Regions from separate parts of the Homo sapiens genome. Here region 1 is linked to region 2. A link is a loop called in an ENCODE intact Hi-C map of the cell type or tissue named here. Cell type or tissue: heart right ventricle. All regions are shown on one strand. Each heading gives the region's core, and the rest is flanking DNA. Links, peaks and the distances in the headings are about the cores only.

Region 1 (16,872 bases), core at 5,107-13,106, 420 kb before region 2:
TTTTAACTTATCACAGTTAGTATCTGTTCTACTTCCTTCCCATACCCAATATAAAATAATTATAGTGTATGTATGCTTCCACAGAAATATAGCCATTGTGACTGTACTATTTTCTTTATAACTATCATTTAGTTTTAGGTCTATAGGTAAATATATACTTAACACTCATTCCAGAGCTCATGCTGATGGCTCCCAATTTATGTAGGTTGTTGAAACTTCTTCTCTAACAGATTTCTCCACAAGTGCTCATAGAAGCAATATTCTCTGTGCTCTTGATGTTTCTAAGAGTTGAATGCCTTTTATGCCTGTATATATTATATGTTTATAGGCATGTATGGCAGTTAGCCTGAATAGAAAATCATTGATTTACATTTTCTTGCATCATGTTTTGAAATGTTTCTTCTTTGTCTTCTGACAGAAAGTGCTAATGTCAAATAGTCTAGTAAGGGTCCAATTTCCTTTCTCTTTTAAGTGTCTTGGTATTTTGCCTAGACACTCAAACTCCCCTACATGCTTTTTTTCTTTTTCCCCAAATATAATAGTTTTCCTAAAAGTTGTCTGGATCTTTCCTGTTCTGGATCATTTGTCCATGTATACAGTGTGCCTTACAATATGTACTTTCAAGTTCTCCTTTTTTCAGGGAATTTTTGAATTGTGTTATTACTATTTCTTATTTCATGATCTTGGTTTTTATATGTTGGATCTCGCCTATCTTCCACCTATGTCTTTCATTTTCTTTTGAATCCCCACTTCATCTCTTTCTTCATTTTATGTTGATTTTTAAGCATTGGCTGCTTTCCATCTTCCTTTTCTCTGAAGTCATTATTTGTGTGTGTGTGTGTGTGTGTGTGTGTGTGTGTGTTTCCCTGCTAGTTTAGTCTTTATTTCTGAAATAATTTTCTCCTATTCATAATTCTTTCTAAGTTTTGACAGCTTTTGTTTCTCTGGTAGTCTCCATTATAGGTATGTATAATTCTATTTAAGCTGTTCGTTCATGGCTTCTAACATTTTCTTAATTTCTTTGGATTCATTTTTAAAGATTAGGTAACTGGTTTGTAGGAATGTCTTTCTAGTGGGAGATACTGTCTTCATTGTCTATGGAGACATAAACCTTCTCTTTAATCTCCATTTTATTCCAATAATTTTACATGTGATTTGACTATAATTCTTTTTATTGTTCATGCTTGAGATTCATTTTCTTGTATTCTTAGGAGAAAGGCATGGGTAATATTATATTTCCAAGGTTCATAATTTTAGATATCCTTCTTCTGTTAGCTAGGTGAAGTTTGAAAACAAATACATCCTTGTACTCTCTGAGACCTTATGGCTCTTTTCTTCCCCCCTACATCAAGTGATGTTTCTCTTTCTTTGCCCTATTGCTCACCTACTCAGTTTGATTCTACTCGCCGGCAGGTTTTCGAAGGCATATTGCTTGAGCTTTGTTTTTTGTTTTTGTTTAGTTTTAGTTTTTTAATTTTTTTACTGAGTTCAGAGGGCTCTGACTACTCCAACACCATCTGACCTTACCATGTTTTCTTAGATTGTACCTGCAAATTGAAGCCTGTTAAGTCCTTTTCTAAATCAGTTACTTGTCCAACATTTGCTTTCCACGCTTTCCAAAGCTTGGTGACTTGGGTGTTCTCTAGATCCCGTGGCTCTCAAAAGTCCTTGTGCCTTCCCTCTGCTTCCTCCTGCACAGCCAGCCAGGCTATGTGGGTCTTGTTCTTGCAGTTTATATCCTCACCTATTAGTATTTTAAGGTTTGTGAGGATAACTTACCACCCAGTATTGATGTAGAGGTTGTCCATGGTTTTTGATGGTCGTACTCCAAGTGCTCTGTCTGTTTTTATGGGAACATTAGGGAAGATAAAATGCCATACATATTAGTTTGCTAGGGTGCAAAAGCAAAGTGCCTGAGACTAGGTGGCTTAAACTCCCCATTCTGGAGGCTGGAAGTCCAAAATCAAGGTGTCAGCAGGTTAGTTCTTTCTGAGGGCTATGATAAAAGAACCTGTTCTAGGCCTCTCTACTTGGCTTGTGGAGAGTCATCTTCTTTCTTGGGGTGGACATAATTCAAACCACAACACTACATAACAACGGCTGACTTTCGATCTTTATTTTCTTATTTAATTTTTTTATTTATAAATCAAAAATTAAAGCACTTTACTTAATCCATCATATGTAGTTATAAAGTCCATAAAAGAAGATTGCTGTCTTTAAGGAGTTTGCAAACAAACAGAGGGATAGTTGTAATACTGAAATGCATGAAAAAGTTGAGTGTTGCACAGGTGCTTTAGGAGTTGAAACAAGAGAGCTCAATAAAGGTTTTTATAATCAGAAAAGGTTTTCTTTGAACTGAGAGTTGATCCAAGTGTTGAAGAATAACGGGAAGCATCTGCATAAATGAAAAGAGCATGTTTTCAAAGTGATGAAGGCCTAGATGTGCATGCCTGTAAGTTTATAGTGGGCCTTGGGAAGTAATGGGAAAATGTTGGATAGGAATGATGTAAGCAGCTTTTGGTGACCTTGAAGGTTAGGCAGAGTAGCTAAATTATCTAAGAAAGGAAACCGAAAGCTGATCAGTTTTGAGGCACGTTGTGTGTAAAACAAATTTAAGGAGAGTGTCAGCAATGTGCTTGATGGAGTCAAATTGAAATTAGTATTTTAATTTATAATATATAAAATAGGCTTATAATTTTTTTTTGAGACAGTCTCGCTCTGTTGCCCAGACTGGAGTACAGTGGCGCGATCTCAATTCACTGCAAGCTCCACCTCCTGAGTTCACACCATTCTCCTGCCTCAGCCTCCTGAGTAGCTGGGACTACAGGCACCCACCACCACACCTGGCTCATTTTTTTGTATTTTTAATAGAGATGGGGTTTCACCATGTTAGCCAGGATGGTCTCGATCTCCTGACTTTGTGATCCACCCGCCTCGGCCTCCCAAAGTGCTGAGATTACAGGTGTGAACCACCGTTCCCAGCCTACATCGTTTTTTTTTAATGCTGGTGGAAGTTAGGAAATAAAAATTAGCCTTGATAATATCCCAGAAGATTTGCACAATTGTTATCTCATCTACTATTTGCAAAAACACTTTGATGTGTGTGTTAGTGCTCATATATTACACATAACAAAATTAAGCCCAGAGAGTTGAAGCAACTTCCTCAAACACATATATTTCATACATGCTTAAGTTAAAATTTGAATCCAGGTCCTTCTGGCTTCAAAGTTCATGCTCTTCACTATCCTACACTGCTATATAAGAGGTTACTATGTTTTAGAGGTGTTATAAAATATATATTAGAGATCTGGCAATAAAATCATAGAGGAAGGGATAGGCATTTTAAAGATCTGGCAATAAAACTGTAGATGAAGGGATAGGCATGAGAAATTTGGGGGAAGGAAGATGAGTTAGAGAGCGATCATATATTTTTTGAGCTCATTTATGCATTCCATGAACCCAGCATATTGTGGCAACACATTAGTGTCTTTACAAACTTTTTTTATGAGAATGCAATGGTGAAACTTATTCTCAGTATTATGCAAGTCAGAATAGCATTCTATGATCTTTCCCCGCACCAGAGTAAAAATAATGTGCAGAAAATCAATAGTATCTAATTAATCATTCCTGAATATAATTTTCCTATATATTAAAAGAAAATATTTCATCGTCATTTTTGTTAAGTTAGTGGTCAACTGTCTCCTACTTATTGTGGGTATAATGGATAATTTTAGTATCAACTTGACTGGGTTAAAGGATATCTAGATAGCTGATAAAATACTATTTGAGGGTATGTGTATTAGTCCATTCTCACACTACTATTAAGGACTGCCAGAGACTGGGTATTTCATAAAGGAAAGAGGTTTAATTGACTTACAGTTTCACATGGCTAGGGAGGCCTCAGAAAATTTACAGCCATAGCTGAAGGGGAAGCAAACGTCTCCTTCTTCACATGATGGGAAGAAGGAGAAGAATGAGTACCCAGTGAAGGAGAAAGCCTCTTGTAAAATCATCAGTTCTCATGAGAACTAACTATCACAAGAACGTGATGTGGGAAACGGCTCCCATGAATCAATTATCTCTACCTGGTCCCTCCCATGACACATGGGGATTATGAGAACTACAATTCAAGATGAGATTTGGGTGGGGACACAGCCATACCATATCAGTATGTCTATGAAAATTTTTCCAGAAGAAATAGGTATTTAAATCAGTGGACTGAGTTAGGAAGATCACCCTCATCTAGTGTGGGCCAGCACTATCAAATTGGTTGAGGGCCCAGATAAAACAAAAAGTCAGAGGAAAGGTAAATTATTCCTGTTTCTCCTGGAACTGAGACACCTTTCTTTTCCTGCCCTTGGACATCACAACTTCAGTTTCTCTGGCCTTTGGACTCGGGACTTTTACCAGTGGCTTTCCAGTTCTCGGGACTTTGGCTTCATTCTCAGAGTTCATATTTGGTTCTCAGGTGTTTGAATTTGGACTGAGCCAAATGGCTTCTCTGGTTTTCTAGTTTGCAGAGATTATCATGGGACTTTTCAGACTCCATAACCACATGAGCCAATTCTGATATTAAATCATCTCATACATCTTTCTCTATATCCTAAGGGTACTGTTTGTTGAGAGAAATCTTACTAATACAATGGGTCTGAGAGAAGTCTATTTGATAGATGAAAAAGTACATAAAGAAAATTGAGAGGAGGAAAAGAGGAGCAGGAATCACTAGTCAAGTCTTGCTTTTTGTGGGGATAGCATTTAGCACAATAGCAATTCAATCATGGCATTTCGCCTCCCTCTTCCCCAGGTCTGGTTTCTGGTCTGTTATATTTCTATGTTCAGAATAAATATTGGACCTCCCTTAATTACATCACATTCTAAATAATTTAAGGATGTTAATGTGTTGTCTGCACAAAACAGGGACATGATATAAGGGATACTAATTCCCATGAAACATGGACAGAGTAAGAAGTTTCTTTCATTTAGTATTTTAAATTATGTTTTATATAATGTTAGAGATGAAGGAATTACATTAGTGCATTGTGATAAAATTTATATTATGTTAAATTATTTTCTGTTAAAATTATGAAATTATGTTAAAGATTAAGGAACATATATTTGAGCCTCATTAGTAGTCATTGAATGTTATTTTTAAAAATACTTTTGACATATTATACAATAAAAACTTTATAAAATTAAACTCTAACAATCAGGTGATAAAGTGAATGTATTAAGTTCATTTTTATTATAAAAATAAATTAATATACAGGAATCATGGAGATGTTGCCTTATGAAACTTTTTTTTTTTTTTAATTGAGACAGAGTCTCACTCAGTAACCCAGGTTGGAGTGCAGTGGTGCTATCTCAGCTCACTGCAACCTCTCCCTCCCAGGTTCAAGCGATTCTCATGCCTCAGCCTCCCGAGTAGCTGGGACTACAGGCACGTGTCACCACGCCAGGCTAATTTTTTGTATTTTTAGTAGAGATGGGGGTTTCACCATGTTGGCCAGGCTGGTCTCAAACTCCTGACCTCAAGTGATCCGCCTGCCTCAGCCTCCCAAAGTGCTGGGATTACAGGCAAGAGCCACAGCGCCTGGCCTGATTTTTTTTTTTAACCAAAGAACATTGATTAGAGTTCTGATTCCAGTAACGGTGAGTAACTTTTATCAAACTGACCCTCCTATTGACAACCATTACACCTCTAGTTTTAAAAAACTGTTTGAAGATATTAGAAAGCAATGAAAAGCACCAGAAACTTCATGGGATACAATCTTTTAAAGACAAGAAGTGAAGAAGGTAATACTTTTATTTAGTTGGTTTTCCCCCAAGGGTACTTCCCAATTTCCTGAGACATGTAGAGAAATAGAGGTCAAATAAAAATTTCCATTCTTACTGTATTGAAAGGACAGAGGCTGAAAAAGACAAGAGCAGACAGAAATTGAGGGGAAAGTCTCAGGAATGAGAGAGCCACAGAAAAGGGATATCCGCCGCTAAATTCTGGATACCAATTCTTCCCACACTTCTTTTAAGTCCTTCAATAATTCCTAAAATATGCACATGACCAGCAAGATTCAAAAGAATCCAAAGGAAAGCAGAGCTGGGAGGCCAAGAAAATGAGAAGAGACTTCAACACCTGCCCCTTGCTCAGGACAAAGTTTGCCATTTAAATGTTGCTAAGTTAAGTCTCTAGACCTGTGAGAGAATAAGTGTCTCTTGCTGAAGTCACCCAGTTTGTGTACTTTGTTACGGTAACCTTTGTAAACCAATATAATGAGCAAATCACATGCAGCCACATGTAACCAAGATAATAAATCATGACCAAGGGCAGTTTATTCCATAAACGCAAGATTGATTTATTATTTGAAATCATTCAATGTAATTTCACCACATCAAAAAAATTAAAGAAAAATATGATCAATAGATGCACAAAAATTATTTAATAAAATTCAACACTAATTCATAAGAAAAAAATATCCCAGCAAACTAGGAGTACACAGAAACATTCCTAACATGATTGAGGACAACTGTGAAAAACCTACAATTAACATAATATAACTCTTAGTCGTTCACTAATATATATGTTATTCAAATGAAAAACCAGACACTCATTGCTCTCAGCACTTCTAGTCAATGTTGAAAGTCCTAGCCAGAAAGTTAAACAAAAAGAATAAAAGCAGGCTATTTCAAGAGAATGAGAAGACAAAGCACAGGCTGGGAGAAAAAATTTTCAAAAGATACATCTGATTAAAAAAAAACTGTTATCCAAACTACACAAAGAGCTCTTAAAACTCAACAACAAGAAAATAAACAATTAGGTTATAAAACAGGCTAAAGACTTTAACAGAAACCTCACCAAAGAAGATATACGGATGGCAAAGAAGCATATGAAAAGATGCTCCACATTACATGTCATCAGGAAAACGCAAATTAAAACAACAATGAGCTATATAACTAGACACCTATTAGGATGGCCAAAATCCAGAAGGTTGACAACATCAAATACTGGCAAGGATGTGGAGCAACAAAAACTCTTGTTCATTGTTGGTGGGAAGGATATGGAGCAACAAAAACTCTTGTTCATTGTTGATGGGAATCCCAAATGGCATGACCACTGTGGAAGACAATCTGCCAAGTTTCTTACAACAAAACACACTCTTATCATTTGATCCAACAATTGTGATCCTTGCTCTCTACACAAAGGAGTTGAAAACTATGTTCACACAAAAACTTGCACTCGGATGTTTATAGCAGCTGTATTCATAATTGCCAAAACTTGGAAACAACCAAAATGTCCTTCAGTAGTTAAATAACTGTGGTACATCCAGACAAAGAGATATTATTAATGGGTAAAAAGAAATGAGCTATCACAACATGAAAAGACATTAAGCAAACTTAAATGTATATTATTAAGTGAAAGAAGCCAATCTGAAAAAGCTACCTACTGTGTAAGCCCAACTATATGACATTCTGTAAAAGGCAAAACTAAGGGGACAGAAAAAAAAAAAAGAAAAAAACAGGGAGTAGGGTGGCGATGGGAAAAGGGATGAAAAGGCAAAACACAGAGAATTTGGAGGGCAGTGGAAATATTCTATATGATACTGCAATTGTATTTACATATACAACCCTGGTGTAAACAACTAATTTCTGGTGATAATAATGAGTCAGTATAGGTTCATCAACTGTTAACAAATGTACCATTCTAGTGAAGGATGATGATAATGTTGAAATCTCTGTACCTTACTCTCAATTTTGCTGTGCACCTGAAACTGCTCAAAAAAATTAATTTTTTAAAAAAGTTATTTTTTTAAAAAGTAGGAAGATTAGAACGGAAGAAGTAAATTTTTTTTTGTTGAGGATGACATGACACATTGTATACATAAAAAAATTCTAAACATTGTAAAAATAAAGCAAAAACAAAAGCAAAAGCCTGCTAGAACTAATGAGTGGATTTAGTATGGTGACACAAATGCTTCCAGAAAACTGAAGAGGAAGGATTTCTGACCTATTCTTTTGAGGCCAGCATTACTTTGACAAATGTATTACTCTGATAAACCAGACAAATGCATTACAGGGAAAAAATTATAGAACAATATCCCTTGTTAATGTAGATTTTAAAATTAGTAACAGAATTGTAGCAAATCAAATATAATATATACAATTGATAAAGTGATATGAAAAAGTGGTGCTTATGACAGTAATACAAGTTTAGTTTAACATTTGAAAGTAAGAGAATATGACTCATTATATAAACAAACTAAAAAAGAAAAACCACATGCTTATCTCAATACATGCAGAAAAAAACATTTAAGAGAATCCAGCTTCTAGTACTATTAGAAACACTCAGCAGGCCGGGCGCCATGGCTCCAGATGCTTTGGGAGGTGAGGTGGGCAGATTTGCTTGAGCCCAGGAGTTCAAGACAAGCCTAGCCCAGCCCGCATGGCAAAACCCTGTCTCTAAAAAAATTGCAAAAATTAGCTGGTTGTGATGCTGTGCACCTGCAGTGCCAGCTACTTGGGAAGCTGAGGTGGGAAGATCTCTTGAGCCCAAGAAGCTGAGGTTGTGGTGAACCGAGATTGTACCACCACACTCCAGTCTGGGAGACAGAGCAAGACCCTGTCTCAACAAACAAACAAGCAAAAAAATGAACAAAACCATTCAGCAAATAGGAGTGGAAGGTATATTAGTCAATATTCTCCAGAGAAACAGAACTGATGCAGATGGATAGATAGATGAATAAACGGATGGATGCAGAAAGGCATGGATTGAGAGACATTCATTTCAAGGAATTAGTTCATTTGATTGTAGTAGTTAGCAAGTCTGAAATTCGGCAGGCTGATAGGCTGGAATTTCTGGCAAGATGTTGTGGTCTTGAGTTTGAAGGTAGTCTGGAGGCAGAAATTCTTCTTTTGGAGACCTTAGTCTTTTATCTTAAGGCCTTCAACTGACTGGATGAGGCCCATTTGCATAATGAAGAGCAGCCTACTTTACTCAGAATCTACTGATTTACATGTTAGTCACATCTGAACAACATGTTTACAGGAATATCTAGACTGGTGTTTGACAAAATAACTGGGCACCATAGCCTAGACAAGTTGACACATAAAATTAACTATCACGGAAGGGAATGTCTTCAACTTGATAAAAATCCATCTATGACAAACCTACAGTTAACCCCATATTTAATGGTGAAAGATTAAATGCTATCCCTCAAAGATGAGGAAGAAAGCAAGGATACTCTGTCTCATCATTTCTATTCAACATTGTATTGCAGATTTTAGCCAATACAACATAGCAAGCAAAAGAAATAAAAAGAATCCAGATTGGAAAAGAAGTTGTATTATTTGTAGCTGACATGATGGAAGAATATCCCATGGAACCTATAATAAGGCTACTCTAATTAACGAGGGAGTCTAGAAATGTTGCAGGATATAGGATCAATATGTAAAGTTAATTATGTTTTTACATATTAGTAATAAATAGGAAAATGGCATAAAATAATACTACTTAAAAATACTACATCAAAAATATAAACTAGGGAAGAACCTGACCAAAAAATGGACAAGACTTGTATCCTGAAAATTATAAAATATTGCCGAGGAAAATTAACAAAAAGCTAAATAAATGGAGAGACACACTGTGTTCATGAGTCAGAAGACTAAATATTGTTAAGATGTCAGTTCTCTAAGAACTGATTTACACATTCAATGAATTATATTCATGTACATGTTGCCCAAAGCTGCTTTAGCACTACAGTAGCCAATTTGAGTAGAAGTTGCCGCAAGGTATGGTATGGTCCATAAAGCCCAAATTATTTACTACCTAGCCTTTTACAGTAAAAGTTTGCTCTATTTCATTTTCCACACCGGTCCTAGATCTTTTTCTGGCTCCTTCCTGTATCACCTCCGACTTACACACCAGCATGCCAAACTTCAAACACATTTTCTAATGTACCATGCTATCTCTCATCTTCTGTTTCCTCTGAAAGATTGTAAGTTTTCTCTGAAATCTTCATGAGGAAGGGATTGTGTCTAATTTGTTTACTGGGGACTGGCATATAATATCTTCTCAGTAAGTAACTATTGAATGAATTAATATACAAATGTCAGCTTTGGACAAGATAGGTTTGGACCTAGGAAGAATGGTCAAAAAAAGCTTTTGTGAATATTATAATGTCACTTACCATTGTTCTTTTCCAAAAGAACTCTATGTCATTTCTCCTGGCTAGACTAGATTCCAATTTGAGATACAGAGTTACAGTTCTTAGAATCTAACTTATTTTTTTTAACAAATTGTGGAATCATATCACAAAGAATTCTTATATAAACATTTGTGAAATTAACCTTCCCTCTGATATAGCATTGATAGATTTCTGAATTTTATCTTTCAGAATTGCTTTCTGAACGTTTTTTCAATCCTATTTTAAATGAAAATAAAAATTAATTTATTGACTGATATGCTAACACAGGAGGTGAATTCCCTGGGCTCCTTTTTCAGACCAACCACTAACTTATTTTGTATAAAAAGTGCACATTTTTATTTGCAGCCCAGCTTCTTCCTATTTAAGGTGGTGAGAGAATTAGTTTCCACATAATTCCTTAATATGATTGTCGGGAGAATCAGCATCCCTGTAATATATTTAAGTACAACATTTGGAAGATCTCTGAGTGCCACTTCAGGGGTTATGGAGGAAGAACAGGTAGGCATCAGCAGCTGAGTAGAGAAGACAACAAAAAGTTACACTTTTGTTATGTAAGTAAATACTATCTTGATATTCAAAGTAAATAAATGAAGTGGTTTAAAGTACAAATGAAACTTGAAACTGGGTGATGGGAACAACCATATGATATTAGTAAGTGATATAGATGTGCCAAAGTTTTACCAGTGAAAGTTACAAATGGAAACTTGAATGAAAATTACTCATTCAAATCACTAGTTACCTAGTTTAACAATTGAAGGATCTTACCTGGGGCAACCACATTTCGGTGGAAGGAGAAGGGGCAATACAGCTCTGATACTATGTGTTTGGTAGTTTGGATTAAATGCATTAGGAACAACCTTAGGAAGGTAGAAGGTACAGTGAGATATCTAAACAATGAAGGGATGATATTTAGGAAGGAAAAGCAGGTTCATTATTTAGACATTACAAAGTTAAAAGGATGTTAGACATAGTGCTTTTTTAAGATAAGGATTTATGTCATAACCATGTATTGAATTATAAGGAAATTGGAAAAATCGATTGCAAAATATAGATTTTAAATTGGCTAGAAAGAATACAAAGTGACATCAGTCATGTTGCCCCAGAAAAATAATGTCCTAAAATCTCTCTTTGTATTTTTTTGGTGCAGAGCATTTGGCTTCCACCTGTGCAGGAAAAAAGGTGATGAGCAGAAGCTGCTATCATCCCTGCAGAACATTTTTGACTCAGCAGCTGAAAGTGACAGCTTAAGTTACAGAAAATTGGTGGAGATACAATTGTACAAATAAAAGTCATTTTTTTCTTTCAGAAGTTAGAGTGTATAAACTAAGAAACAGAAGTTTGCAAAGCCAAAAAAATCCAAACCTTAGAGAAGTAAGCAGAAACTGTTGACTTAGAGTAAAAAAATTAAAAAGATAGACAAAGAATGAACATATAATAGGATTACTGATGCGTTATGTTCTTTTTGGGTCATCTCATTGTTTCCAGAGACAAAGGAAAGATGTGTGAGAAAATAAGCAAAACAACAGCAATAAAAAAAAACACCCAACAACACTGCCAAAAAAGACACAAAACCCCAAATGTGAATATTTATGAAGAAAAATATTTATGAGGAAGGACAGACTTGAAATCAATCAATACATCTGAATTAAGTAATAATTTATCAAGTGATGTATGATGTTTCTTGAATTCATAAAGTACCTACCCTCAGAGGGAATGTGTCCTTAGAAGAAAAACAATAAACTCTTTAGAATTGGGTTTAGAGGATGGAACTTTATTCAAATTTGGAAAACAGAAACAGCTGTTTCTGAAGAGGTGCTATTATTAAGATAATAACAAAAAAATGTTAAAAAGCCTTTAGATATAGGAAAAAATCAATTTATTCAACATGGTTCCTTCAACATTGACAGATGACAGCATTGCCCATGGATGTTGGGTAGGGAAGTATGGTCCAGGTACTTTTCTGGACACTGGAGATTCTCAAGGAATTCACAGTGTCAGTTATTAAGTTGCTTACAGTATATTGAGAAGGAGATGTGGAAATAAAAAATACACTACCATATATTTTTGGAGAGGTATGCATAGAATACACATGAAATATTGATGAAAGAGCTCTTATGTCTCAAATTTTCAGAATGGATTCTCAATTTGCAGGCCAGAGAGAGATCTTACCTGCCTTATTTAGCACTGTATTTCCAGTTCCTAGACTACTGACTGGCACAGAAGAGTACTCAGCATTTTTTAAAAGAATGAACAAAAATTAAATCTGCCTTGGGATGTTAGGCTAAATTTTACTGTGGAGATGATGCATAAACCGATTCTATGGGAAAGACAGGAAAAGAATACATCAAGTTACTCAATGGCACAGAAGGACAAAACAGCTTGATAGTCTGGTCAACAGCCAATAGGTCTGAGTGGCTGCCAGCCTTGTTTGGGAGATGAAGTCTCTAAAGGCTGAAAAGCCTGGAGACGGGAGCAGGGGTTATCATTTTAGATAGATTAGACATGTGGAGGATACTGAAGGTTTGGTAGGGAATTCGCTGAGATAAAGGAAGGAAAGCACTTGCTTGAAATTTCTTCCTGAAAAAAATAGGTTTCAATACTGTGTTAAATCTGACTGTGGCAAGGTTTGAATGGGCACCGCAACCACAGCAGAGGAAGTTCTGAGACTTGGAAATGACAGAAGCAGTTTTGGAGGCTGGACTTTTGGTATGTATGGATTGCCTCTGGCCATGGGAAGGCAGGCCAGGAGAAATAGTTCCGAGGGTTGGACTAGAGCTACTCCATATTGTAGTATAAGTCATTTACTGTTCAATAATTCTCTTCCATTATCACACAGTGGTGATATCACCTAGTGGGGTTCATGTCTAAAGTTGTAGCCTGGTCTCAATTGATGGTAGGATATTGAGATAAAACCTTGGGATACCCTCATGGAAATCTGCAATGAAGCCATTGATGTCTTTTGTGGTTGCAGCTTGAATAAGACACTTTGGCACATTGTTTGGACATAGGAAGCACACATAAATGTTAGTTGCCTTTATCTTTCTTTGTCCTATATCATGAAAGGCAAATACTTATGATTTCCATGATCACAAACATTTGCCTTTCACTGCTCTTTATCAGTATCTGAATTTAGTGTCTGATCTTTTTTTTTTATGTAGACAACTTTTAATCTCCTTCCTCTGCTTAAAATGCTTACCTACTTTCTCTCCAACAAGTCATGTTAATCAAGTCGATTAAAACCTGAATATTATCTCTATAAGGATACCTAATATCAACCTAATCTTGTGTATTTATTTCCTGTGCTTGCTATTGGTTTTTCTTTATTCTCACCAGATCTTAACCAACACTTAAGGCCTCTAAGTTCCCATCTAGTGCAAAAAGATACCTTCAGCCCTACTGTGTTTGTTTGAATTCAAATTACTATTGCTTTTAGATCAGTACCACTCGTTAGGTTTTAATGATTTTGTGTGTTAGTGATGATGTCACCAATAGGTTGTAAACTCCTGACCATCGGGCCTTCTGTGTATTTGTATCCCTCACAATGCTAAATCCAAAGCTCAGCGTATACTCATTAAGTGCTTGCTACTTAAAGAGTCCACGTGTGGGTGGAAAAATGATTCTGAAGTCTCTCTACAGCCCTAACTCCTGCACCTTTTTGATTAATCAGAGTTGGGAGGTGCCTCTCTCACCACTCTTCTCTTCCAGACATCTTTATGACCTTTCTTTTGACATTCCACTATTTTCTCTCTGCCATCAACGATTTGCTCAGCTCTGCATCAATGAGATCTTTGTGATTATAAAATAACATGAGGTATGCATGGAAAGAATTTGTTGCATATCACTATAAATGAGATGTTGCTCATATGAGGTAATGTGATATGGCAAGCCCCAATCACTGGAATGTTCTTGGTGTATTATTGAACACAACAAAAATGGAACAGTTACACCATGCACATATGACTTTGCAAATTTATTCTCAGAAATGGTGAAGTAGAAACCCTAAATAGCTGCTTATAATTTGCTGTGTTATATATAAATACAACTAAGTGTAGACTTATCTCCAGCAACTGGTTTAGTAAACTGGTTATCAGCTATCTAAGGATCTTTGCTATTATATGAATACAAAATTTGAAAATGCTTGGTTGAACTTTTCTTTTGTGCTCCTTAAAGGTAGAAATAGTAAGCAAGAATATTGGAACATTTATGAAGAAAATAAATGTTTCACAAAAAATCTGTATAGAAAATTGGACTGTTGATATAAAATTGCTATCACTCTGAATATTTTCATATCATTATCTCAGAGTTTTTGAATATATCATTTTCTAAGTTATTCTAAACAGCAAATGGGAATCATGTACCCAGTTAATTGACAATTTAATTAGCTGAACTATGATAGTATTTTTCTGATGAGTAACTTGGAATATTAGTTAAGGCAAGCTGATGTATTGTCTGCATTTATTCTGCAGGCAGAACTGTGTTTTTACTTCTACTGACGATAAAAATTTTTTTAACCCCGATTTGTGACAAAGAAGGTAAGACAGTCATTTTTCTCTAACAATATCTGTGGTTGTTATTCCCAAGAGAAATTGCCTAAAGGCCCTCTTCTCCAGTTATAAGCTTTCTCAAAGACAAAAAAATCAGTCCCTCAAAAGCCATGAAGAGCCGTGGGCAAACTAGGCTTTTCCCAGTGGATTTTCCTATAGCATTCCAGGACTACTGCTTCAGCCGTGCCCCTCACTGCCGTTCAACTGGTTCTTATTTAGAAACTGAATAGAGTTATAAATTGTTAGGACAAGAGAGACTATTTGGAAATATTGGTGAGATCAATTTAACAGTGACAAGTATGCAGTCTATGCTCTCTCAATGCTATTTAAAATTAATTAAATGTGATGGGAGGCAGAACCCTAGAAGAAAAGAAAATCAATACAACTAGACATCTTTACTACTGTTTTTGATTGTTTGTTGGTTATTTTATAATGGCAAATGTAATGAAGTGAGGATTATATGTAGAACTTTTGTGTGTGTACTTACATACACTTTGTTACGTTAAGAGAACTGTTAGCTTCGGGGCGGTTCCAAGATGGCCAAATAGGAACAGCTCCAGTCTACAGCTCCCAGCGTGAGCAACGCAGAAGACGGGTGATTTCTGCTTTTCCAACTGAGGTACCGGGTTCATCTCACTGGAGTGGGTGTTGGACAGTGGGTGGAGGACAGTGGGTGCATCCCACCGAGTGAGAGCTGAAGCAGGGCAAGGCATCGCCTCACATGGGAAGTGCAAGGGGTCAGGGAATTCCCTTTTCTAGCCAAGGGAAGCCATGACAGACAGCACCTGGAAAATCGGGTCATTCCCACCCTAATACTGCGCTCTTCCAAGGGTCTTAGCAAACAGCACACCAGGAGATTATATCCTGCGCCTGGCTCAGAGGGTCCCATGCCCACGGAACCTTGCTCATTCTAGCACAGCAGTCTGAGATCTAACTGCAAGGTGGCAGTGAGGCCAGGAGGCGGGGGTGCCCGCCATTGCTGAGGCTTGAGTAGGTAAACAAAGTGGCTAGGAAGCTCCAACTGGGTGGAGCCCACTGCAGCTCAAGGAGGCCTGCCTGCTTCTGTAGACTCCACCTCTGGGGTCAGGGCATAGCCAAACAGAAGGCAGCAGAAACCTCTGCAGATTTAAATGTCTCTGTCTGACAGCTTTGAAGAGAGTAGTGGTTCTCCCAGCATGGAGTTTGAGATCTGAGAACGGACAGACTGCCTCCTCAAGTGGGTCCCTGACCCCGGAGTAGCCTAACTGGGAGGCACCCCCCAGTAGGGGCAGACTGACACCCCACACAGCTGGGTACCCCTCTGAGATGAAGCTTCCAGAGCAACAATCAGGCAGCAACATTTGCTGTTCAGCAATATTCACTGTTCTGCAGCCTCTGCTGCTGATACCGAGGCAAACAGGGTCTGGAGTGGACCTCCAGCAAACTCCAACAGACCTGCAGCTGAGGGTCCTGACAGTAAGAAGGAAAACTAACAAACAGAAAGGACATCCACACCAAAACCCCATCTATACATCACCATCATCAAAGACCAAAGGTAGATAAAACCACAAAGTTGGGGAAAAAACAGAGCAGAAAACTGAAAATTCTAAAAATCAGAGTGCCTCTCCCCCTCCAAAGGAACACAGCTCCTCACCAGTAATGGAGCAATGCTGGATGGAGAATGACTTTGACGAACTGAGAGAAGAAGGCTTCAGATGATCAAACTTCTCTGAGCTAAAGGAAGAAGTTTGAACCCATCGCAAAGAAGCTAAAAACCTTGAAAAAAGATTAGATGAATGGCTAACTGGAATAACCAGTGTAGAGAAGTCCTTAAATGACCTGATGGAGCTGAAAACCATGGCACAAGAACTACGTGACGAATGCACAAGCTTCAGTAACTGATTTGATCAAGTGGAAGAAAGGGTATCAGTGATTGAAGATCAAATGAATGAAATGAAGCGAGAAGAGAAGTTTAGAGAAAAAAGAGTAGAAAGAAACGAACAAAGCCTCCAAGAAATATGGGACTATGTGAAAAGACCAAATCTACGTCTGATTGGTGTACCTGAAAGTGAAGGGGAGAATGAAACCAAGTTAGAAAACACTCTGCAGGATATTATCCAGGAGAACTTACCTAACCTAGCAAGGCAGGCCAA
Region 2 (8,000 bases), core at 1-8,000:
ACAAATTTATCCCAGTTTTTTATGCCTTCTCTATGTGTAATACATTGAAGTGATATATGGTGTTGAATGTGATTAAAATTCAGCAGATACTTATGCAAGATCTACTATCTATAAGATGCTTATGCAAAATTCCATAGGGAAACATTAAGACGTGAATAAAATCTGAATTGGGCCATCACTATGATCTCTCCCCAAAACGTGGGATTTTCAAGTGCATTTAGAATTATGAAATAAACCACTAGGTTTTTAGTGTGAAATGTTTACAGTATTTTAATTTTGAAAACTATACTTATTAAAACAGTATGACAACATTTATTGAATACATGTTATGTGCTAGGTACCAAGTGGGGAGTTTTATGTTTATTTTCTCATTTCATCCTAAGAGCAAACTTCGGAGGTAGGTGTGATTCGTCTCATTTTAGTGAAAATTCACTGATGCTCTGAAAGCAAAATTAACTTTCCCAAGGGCCTTGTAGTGCTTAAAGGCAGAATCAAAATCCACAACCAGCTCTGGAAAATCTCCAGAAATGAGCTTAATTTTTTGTGTGATTTATATATGACTCCAATATTAACAGACATGTCAAACAACTAACACAACCCTTTACCTGTTTATTTTGGAAGAAGACACTTAAAATGTATTTTATTACCCTGTTGATTCTCCTCTGGAGTGTGACTTAGTATCCATTGCACCTTTGGGATTCTTATCTTCTAAAATTCACAACCACTTTCTACTGCTGTAAGAAAGAATCACCTGCAGAGTTCACGAATGAGGGAAGAGTGAAAAGGGAATAGTGGCAGATCAATACCACTTGGCATCACATCAAAATAGTATTCCAAGGTTGGTGTTCTGGCTTCTGCTTTTCTGGGAAATACGTTGTCTGCTATTTCAAAATGCCCTCCATCTGAATAATGTAACCTGAAATTCATTCAACTCATATTTAGCACTTTAGGCCATATCCAGGGTTGTGGAAGGTGTACGTAAGCAATGAGGATTGCCTACAAGGCAAGATGAGAACTCTGTTTTCTATACTTTCTATTGTTCCTCCCTTTGCAACAGAAGTAGAAAGGGCCATACCATAGCCATCTACTGTCCAACATGATGAATATCCTTAAAGACAAAATCTTTAAGCAGTAAGTGAAAGGTTAACTACAATTCTCATTTAAAAAGAAAATTGCATTGCTGATATCTCTTTGTTACATAAATTTTCCACAAGGATTATACATTTTCTTTTTATTCATTTGTTATCTATTTGACAATAGCAAGCCTGTTTCTCTTTAGCTTAAAGGAACTTGGATTAAAATTTTTTCTGTTATTTTAATCAGCATTGATGTTGTATATTATGAGCGTGTGGCTTTTTGTTTTCTTGGCAGAGACCTTGAAAAAATTTTGAACCCTAGTCAATAAGAAATCTCTGTATTAATATAAAACTATAACTTATGGTTTATTTGATTAGATCAATGTTTAATTATGGATAACATGTATTTTTTGCACTGAATATTTACACACAAATTAATCTAGCCCATAGTAAAAGTGCTAATGGAATGTTTCATCCAAACATAAGTTAGTAAATGGAAAACAAACAGCTGTTGCAAAGACCCTGTTTTTGGGTCTGGGCCTAACAGCACGAAGCACTTCAGAGAATTTCACCACTACCATTTACTCACATCTGTTGAGATTGTACTATTTCAACTCAAGATTTGATCAGTGTATGTCATAAAGTAACAAGTAGTACGCTAAGTCAGAAAACTTAAAGGAAACATTAAATACTCATTTCCTATATGGAATGTTGCCTTTCTAAGCACATCATCTTCTTCTATGTGATGTTTTGCAAATCTATTCATAGGAGATTTATATTTTCAAGTGTGCTCAAATGGATCTGTGTTGGGGAAAGATACGTGAAATAAGAAAATAAAAGCTAATCCATTTGTTTTAAAATTTTGTCTGCCTACCACATTTTGTTGGACTTCTTGTTATATGAGAACTCCTAATTGTCTGGTTTTCAATTGCAGCCAAAAGCATTCTTACCTGATCAAACTCTTCAAATTCTATTTACTTTGAATTATAGCTGAGTACATGGAAAGTATAATTGGGCCTTACTTTGTTACACAGCAGACAAAACATATGCTCAAGATAGGTCAGTGCTATTCCAGTGAATAAACATTTTAACAAAAATTTGTATGAGAAATTCATGTTGGCCTCTCATTCCTCTCTATATGCCTTTCACAGTTACTCTTTTTCCCCTTGCCAATCAAAACACTATAATGAATATCTCTTGGCCTTAACGATAAGAAACACTGTATATAAATATTGTCTAGGCTGTATTTTATGAGAATGTGGAGTTATATGAAATGTAGGAAGAAAAAATATGAGTGAGTAATCCTGTGAGCAGTGGACGGGCTGAGCTTCTAGGACACTGATAAGCAATCAGTGTTAGTTACACTTGAGGCAGTATCTCTGGTGGTCTGTTCCAGAACTATGTCCTTGACTCTGTCACATTCATACTTTTCATCACTACTTTTTATACTTCTGCAATTTAGGTCACCCAATACAGGTTATCTTATCAGGTTAAACTGATTGTAGTGGTCACATTGAAAAAGAAAAAAAAAATCCCAAATTCAGGACTTTTCCCAACCAGTTCTAATTAATGCACGTGTGAAAGGACATAGTTATTGTGAAAAGAAATGCTATCAAAACAGTCTAATGGCTACAAGAAGAAAAAGAAAAGAAGAAGAAGAAGGAGGAGGAAGAGGAGAAGGAGATGAAGAAGAAAGCTAAGGAGAAGATGGGTAACAGGAAAAAAAGAGGGCAGGAAAAGCAGATAGGAAGGAAAAAAAAGGTGGAAGAGAGAAATGAATGCAGGCAGGCAGGATGTTTTCCTCGAGGTTTTTTATTTATATCCCCTGGACTGCATAACTCAGTTTATTCCCTTCTAAACCAACTTTTCTAGAATGTGTTGTCTCTGTTCGACACCTACAACTCTGGTTCATTTTCTATGCATTAAGGATGATGTAACTTTAAAACCTCTCATGTAAATTCTGCCTGTTTTCTAATTCTACAATCCTCTTGTTTATGTTCTATTCTAATAATTATCGAGCTTTTAAAGAAGAGAAATCTGTTCTTAACTCAAATTTATACATACACTGAAGGAAATAACAAAACCTTGAAGTAAAACACTGTTTCTATGATAAAAGAGAGCTCTACAAATAGATGCATGAATAAACACTTCTATGGGAGGGATACCTTTTCAGAGTTTAAGGCTCGCGGGCTTTGGGATCTAAGAAGATGAATCGCTTGCCCTGTTTGTGATCCTAAATGGAAATTGACAGATATGTTTAATTTATCCTGCTCAGTATTATAAAGCCTTTTTCTCATTTGATTTTTGTGTATCCCTCCTGAAATATTTGCTCTGGTAAGCAAAAGCAAATATTAGGTTTTACACTCCATTTAGTGAAATAACAGTGATGATAATCTGACATCAGAGAACCAAATGTTCCAGGCTTATTTCATGAAAAGGATTTCCTCTCCAGAAACATTATCCTCAATAGGTTATCCCATCCTTCATTCCTCAATTCATATTTCTTGAGATTGAGAGGGAAAAAAAAAGAGGCCAGACCACAAGTAGCCTACTGCTAAATTCTTTTATGAAGCTTAGTTTTATGAATTACCTTTTAGCCTTCTCCAGTCATGTGGGAAAACTTTCCTGCCTCATTAAATCTTTAATGCAATGTGCACCATGCACACTGTATTGTTATTTGTGACATTAGGTTATATATTGCATAGTAACTATAATATTACTTGCAAACAAGCTGGTTTTTCCCCCTGAAGGTAGAATTAAAACAGGTACTCATGGGAAACAGCTACTTGTGTTCTTCTTTTCTTAATGGGGTGAAGCTGAAGAACAGGAAAGTGAATGGCTTAGCCTAGAACCATCTCCAGGAATGGAGGTAAATTTTTTCCTGCAGTGCCTTCTCAATTTGATATCTGAATCTCCCTGAAGAGAATTTGCCTTAGTAGATATGGAGAAAGAGGGAAAAGGCCAAGCCTTTGGAGACCCTTATGAAATGGAATGAACCGCTCTCACTAAATTCACTTTCTCTTTGTATTGAAAAGAGATATAATTTTCATCCCTAGTAAATATAGTCGAATCCATCCAGTAATATAAGAATTGCCTCAAAGTGAACTAAAATTGCACTTACTCCTACCTGTGGAAAACCATATTTCTCTAGCCAAGAGAACAATGACAGATTAGTTCCTAAATAGCAGGAGAAAATGAAATGTTCTATTGGCTGAACACACAGTGCTCTGTAAAATCAGAGAAATCAATATTGTCCCCAAAATGAACTAATTTGAAAGTCTCAAAGATGTTCAATTTTATGAAAGACTCGTAAAATTAATAAATGAGTCTGCAAAGTCCAAAAATGTGGAAAATTACAGTTATTTGCAGTACGTATAACTTACCAAGACCACTTATATTTTGTTAGAATTTTTCAATGAATGTTAATGGATGAATTTTTTTATATAGAGTTCTCCCTGTTTGGAATCTTTTAGTTCCCTTATTTACTGTGGTTGCCACTGACTCTGCATCAGGCTTTGGAAATATCACTAAAAAACTGTTTTTTCTTTAGTCTTCTTACTAGTCAAATATCAGCTAAACAAACAAAGAAAATAAGTGTTTGAATGGTCAGAGAACTATAAGAATGAGAATTCTGGCAGGAAAATTCATTTTTAAAAATCCAAGTAACAGAATGGATAAATATAAAAAGAGGCTAGATCAGACATACCCAGACATTCTCAGTTCAGAATGTTCATAGCGTATTCATAATTTTTTCATAGTGCCTCCTTGACCAACAGAAATAAGCCACAGTTCTATTTCTTAAGTAGTTAGTGCCAAACAACTTAATAAATATTCATGTTTTAACAACCTAGCAATTGTTTAAAAAGAAAATGGACAGAAAATAATAATTTTTTTCATAAATAACCAGAATCACTTACTGATGGGATGTGGTACCTTTGGGGTAGTATATACCTTCTCAAACTTGAGTATCAGATTGGATAATGCTATCCTTATTTCCTTTTCCACATTGACTTTTGTGCAGTTCTTGCTTTTAATTACAGTCTCTTCTGAAAACCTTTCTTAATAAAGATATAAAGTGGCCTAAAGTACAAGTAAGCAGAAACATGGCTCAAAATGTTGAGAACATTCTTAAGTGGAATATAGCATGTTCTAAGGTTTCAACTTGTGAACCACCTTGAATTAGTTATTGCAGTGCCCAACAGATATTTAGTATTGCTGTGTGTCCTTCAAATGTTTACAATATTCCACTGTGCCTTTGTGAGTTCACTGCAGCACCCTGGGGCACCTCTACACACAGTTTGTGAACACAGGGGTAGATAGATCCTAGAGGCATTGAAACTACACGGAAACTTGAATGACGTTAGGGATCCCAGAGCCACTGGGGAATCTTCATTAGGGAAGTGCAACAACATATGAAATAGCTCATTAAACTTTCCCTATCAAAAAAACTGAAGTCAGAGAGATGAATTCAGATGCTTGATGAGAACCTACTTGGTAATGGATTTGAAGGAGAGAGTAAACGTTAGGATACTGAAGGGATTCTAAGAGAGTGCAGAAGCGAGGGCAAGGAGGCACAAAACGAAGGCGGCACCTGGAACATGGAGGAGTGGACAGATGGAGAAGAGGCAGAGAATTCTTTATCTAAAGCAAGAGGAAAGGGCAACGTATACTCAGAATATTCTCAAAGCTTTTTCCCTGAATAATAGCATCCTTCAGAAAAGAAGTCTTGTAACTGACTCATTGCAAAGTCTCTTACACAATGGTATGTACTCTTTGGGGAAGACACAACTGGAAACAACACCAGGAAAAGCTTGATTTTACAGCTTATGGAAAGATTGTGGAGTTGAAGGAAAAATAGAAGGAAAGAAATTTTAAAAAGAATAAGTTAATATTCCTAGGGGTGCATCCTCTAAATTGCAGAGTGATATCTTAAGCAATCCTTTTAAGAATTACTTAAGAGCCTGAGCGTGGTGGCTCACACCTGTAATCCCAGCACTTTGGGAGACGGAGGTGAGTAGATTGCTTGAGGTTAGGAGTTCAAGACCAGCCTGGCCAACATGGCGAAATCCCATCTCTACAAAAAATACAAAAAATTATGCAGTCATGATGGCACACACCTGTAGTCCCAGATACTCGGGAGGCTGAGGCACAAGAACTGCTTAAGCCTGGGAGGAGGAGGTTGCAGTGAGCTAAGATGGTGCCACTCCACATCAGCCTGAATGACAGAGCAAGACTCTAGGTCAAAAAATAAAGAAAGACAGAATTACTTAAGTAAGTACTTGACTAACTGGTTATATAAATGTGATCATAAACGCATACCTTTAGGGTAAATGAAAAAGACATTGATTCTAATATTGTGTAAATGGGTAACTGTGGCTTGGGAAAAAAACATCTAGTAACAGTATCCTGAAAATTGTTTAAATGGTCCGTGTTTCACACAACTTAAATGGAAGTAAAACAGCTTCGCTCATGACAATTTTCAGGCAATTCAAAATACGTTGTAATAATGGCAAACATGAGTATCAGAGATACACAAAAGAGTTTAGAAAAAAATCATTTTATGAAATATGAGCTAAAACAATGTTTTACTATTATCGCTATTATTATTAGCCCTCAGCAGAATAGGGTAAATTATTTCTATTCCTTAGTTCATGTTTTATATTATCGCTGACCTGCATGAGGAGCCCCTATTTTTCTGCGTATTTATTTGTTCCTCTTTTCCCCCTTCCCACCTCTAATTCCTCTCTCATAGTATTTTAGTTTATGTCAGGGATCCCCAACTCCCGGGCTATACAGGTCTGTGGCCTGTTAAGAATTGGGCGGCACAACAGGAGGTAAGCATCAGGCAAGTGAGCATCACTGCCTGAGCTCTACCGCCTGTCAGATCAGCGGTGGTATTAGATTCTCACAGGAGCAGGAACCTTATTGTGAACTGCGCATGCGAGGGATCTAGGCTGCACGCTCCTTATGAGAATCTAATGCCCGATGATCTGATGTGGAACAGTTTTATCCCAAAACCCCTCCTCTGTGTCCATGGAAAAATTGTCTTCCACGAAACCCATGCCTGATGCCAAAAAGGTGGGGAGTGCTGCAAGTTTCCATTATATGTGACTTTATTATAAATAGGTATGAAAAACACATTAGCAAATCAAGTATCATAGGTGATCTTTTTCTACTTCATCTATAGTCGTAACAGCTTTGACATTCAAATTATACACACTTTGACTCTTTTTATTGACAAAATGGAAAATTATCCTTAATTCAAAATGTATTTTATTTGAGCATATGTGGTGATTTCATATATTAAGTTGATATTTTTCTTTCCTTTTTAGAGAAGCCATATTCAAGAAAAATAGCATGTAATTCAAATTTTAAATAATCAAAATAGATTTGAAAGCTCAAAATTTTGGAACATTATAGGCCTATGTCCCAATATTCTTCCCAAACCTCCTTTCAAACGTATTTATTAATTTAGAAAATTCTAAATAGTTCAGTCCTTGTTTGAAATATATACAACATAAAACTTTTTTTTCTCCTGCCTTTCTAGAATCCTTTTATTGAGAAAATGTGTAGCTGATCTGAAGAAGCATGCTGTGTGAAATTTTGAATGTTTATCTTAATAGAACCTAAAATCTTCCACATAGGTTCACCCCTCATTACTCACAATAATGCCAAGTGCTGTAGTCCAGGCAGATATTTATTATTTTATATGTGAAAAGACATTCGAATAAGGCCATTTCTCAGTGGATTAGGGGAATCAGAGTTTTCTGAATTTAAGTTCCTTATAGAGCCCCATGTAATGAGCTCTTAGAAGACATTGCAGAGCTGCAATTTAAAATCCTGTTTAATCAGCCGTAGCGAGCTATGTGCCATTCTCTGTGGAACACTAAGAGGAATCAGGGTTCTTCCTCCTCCATCCAGTAC

Evidence for each region. Hi-C counts contacts between places; a loop is a spot of excess contacts. Peaks named below come from ENCODE experiments on the same cell type or tissue, not always from the same donor. Only the 100,000 strongest peaks of a DNase experiment are listed, where the experiment ranks them.
Region 1: it touches region 2 in a loop (2.2-fold over the local background); 3 of 110 quality-filtered maps call a loop at or near these places.

The regions. Positions count from the first base shown.
Region 1 is chr6:128,814,201-128,831,072 of GRCh38, forward strand. No RefSeq gene overlaps it. Among named protein-coding and RNA genes, the nearest start is that of LAMA2, 61 kb to the right of the region's middle. In heart right ventricle, for the core only: no CTCF peak of the experiment used is centred there; DNase peaks (open chromatin) are centred at 8,376 and 12,630; H3K27ac peaks cover 782 bases.
Region 2 is chr6:129,241,133-129,249,132 of GRCh38, forward strand. The region is part of intron 12 of LAMA2 (laminin subunit alpha 2); the gene reads left to right. Among named protein-coding and RNA genes, the nearest start is that of LAMA2, 360 kb to the left of the region's middle. In heart right ventricle, for the core only: no CTCF peak of the experiment used is centred there; no DNase peak of the experiment used is centred there; H3K27ac peaks cover 2,827 bases.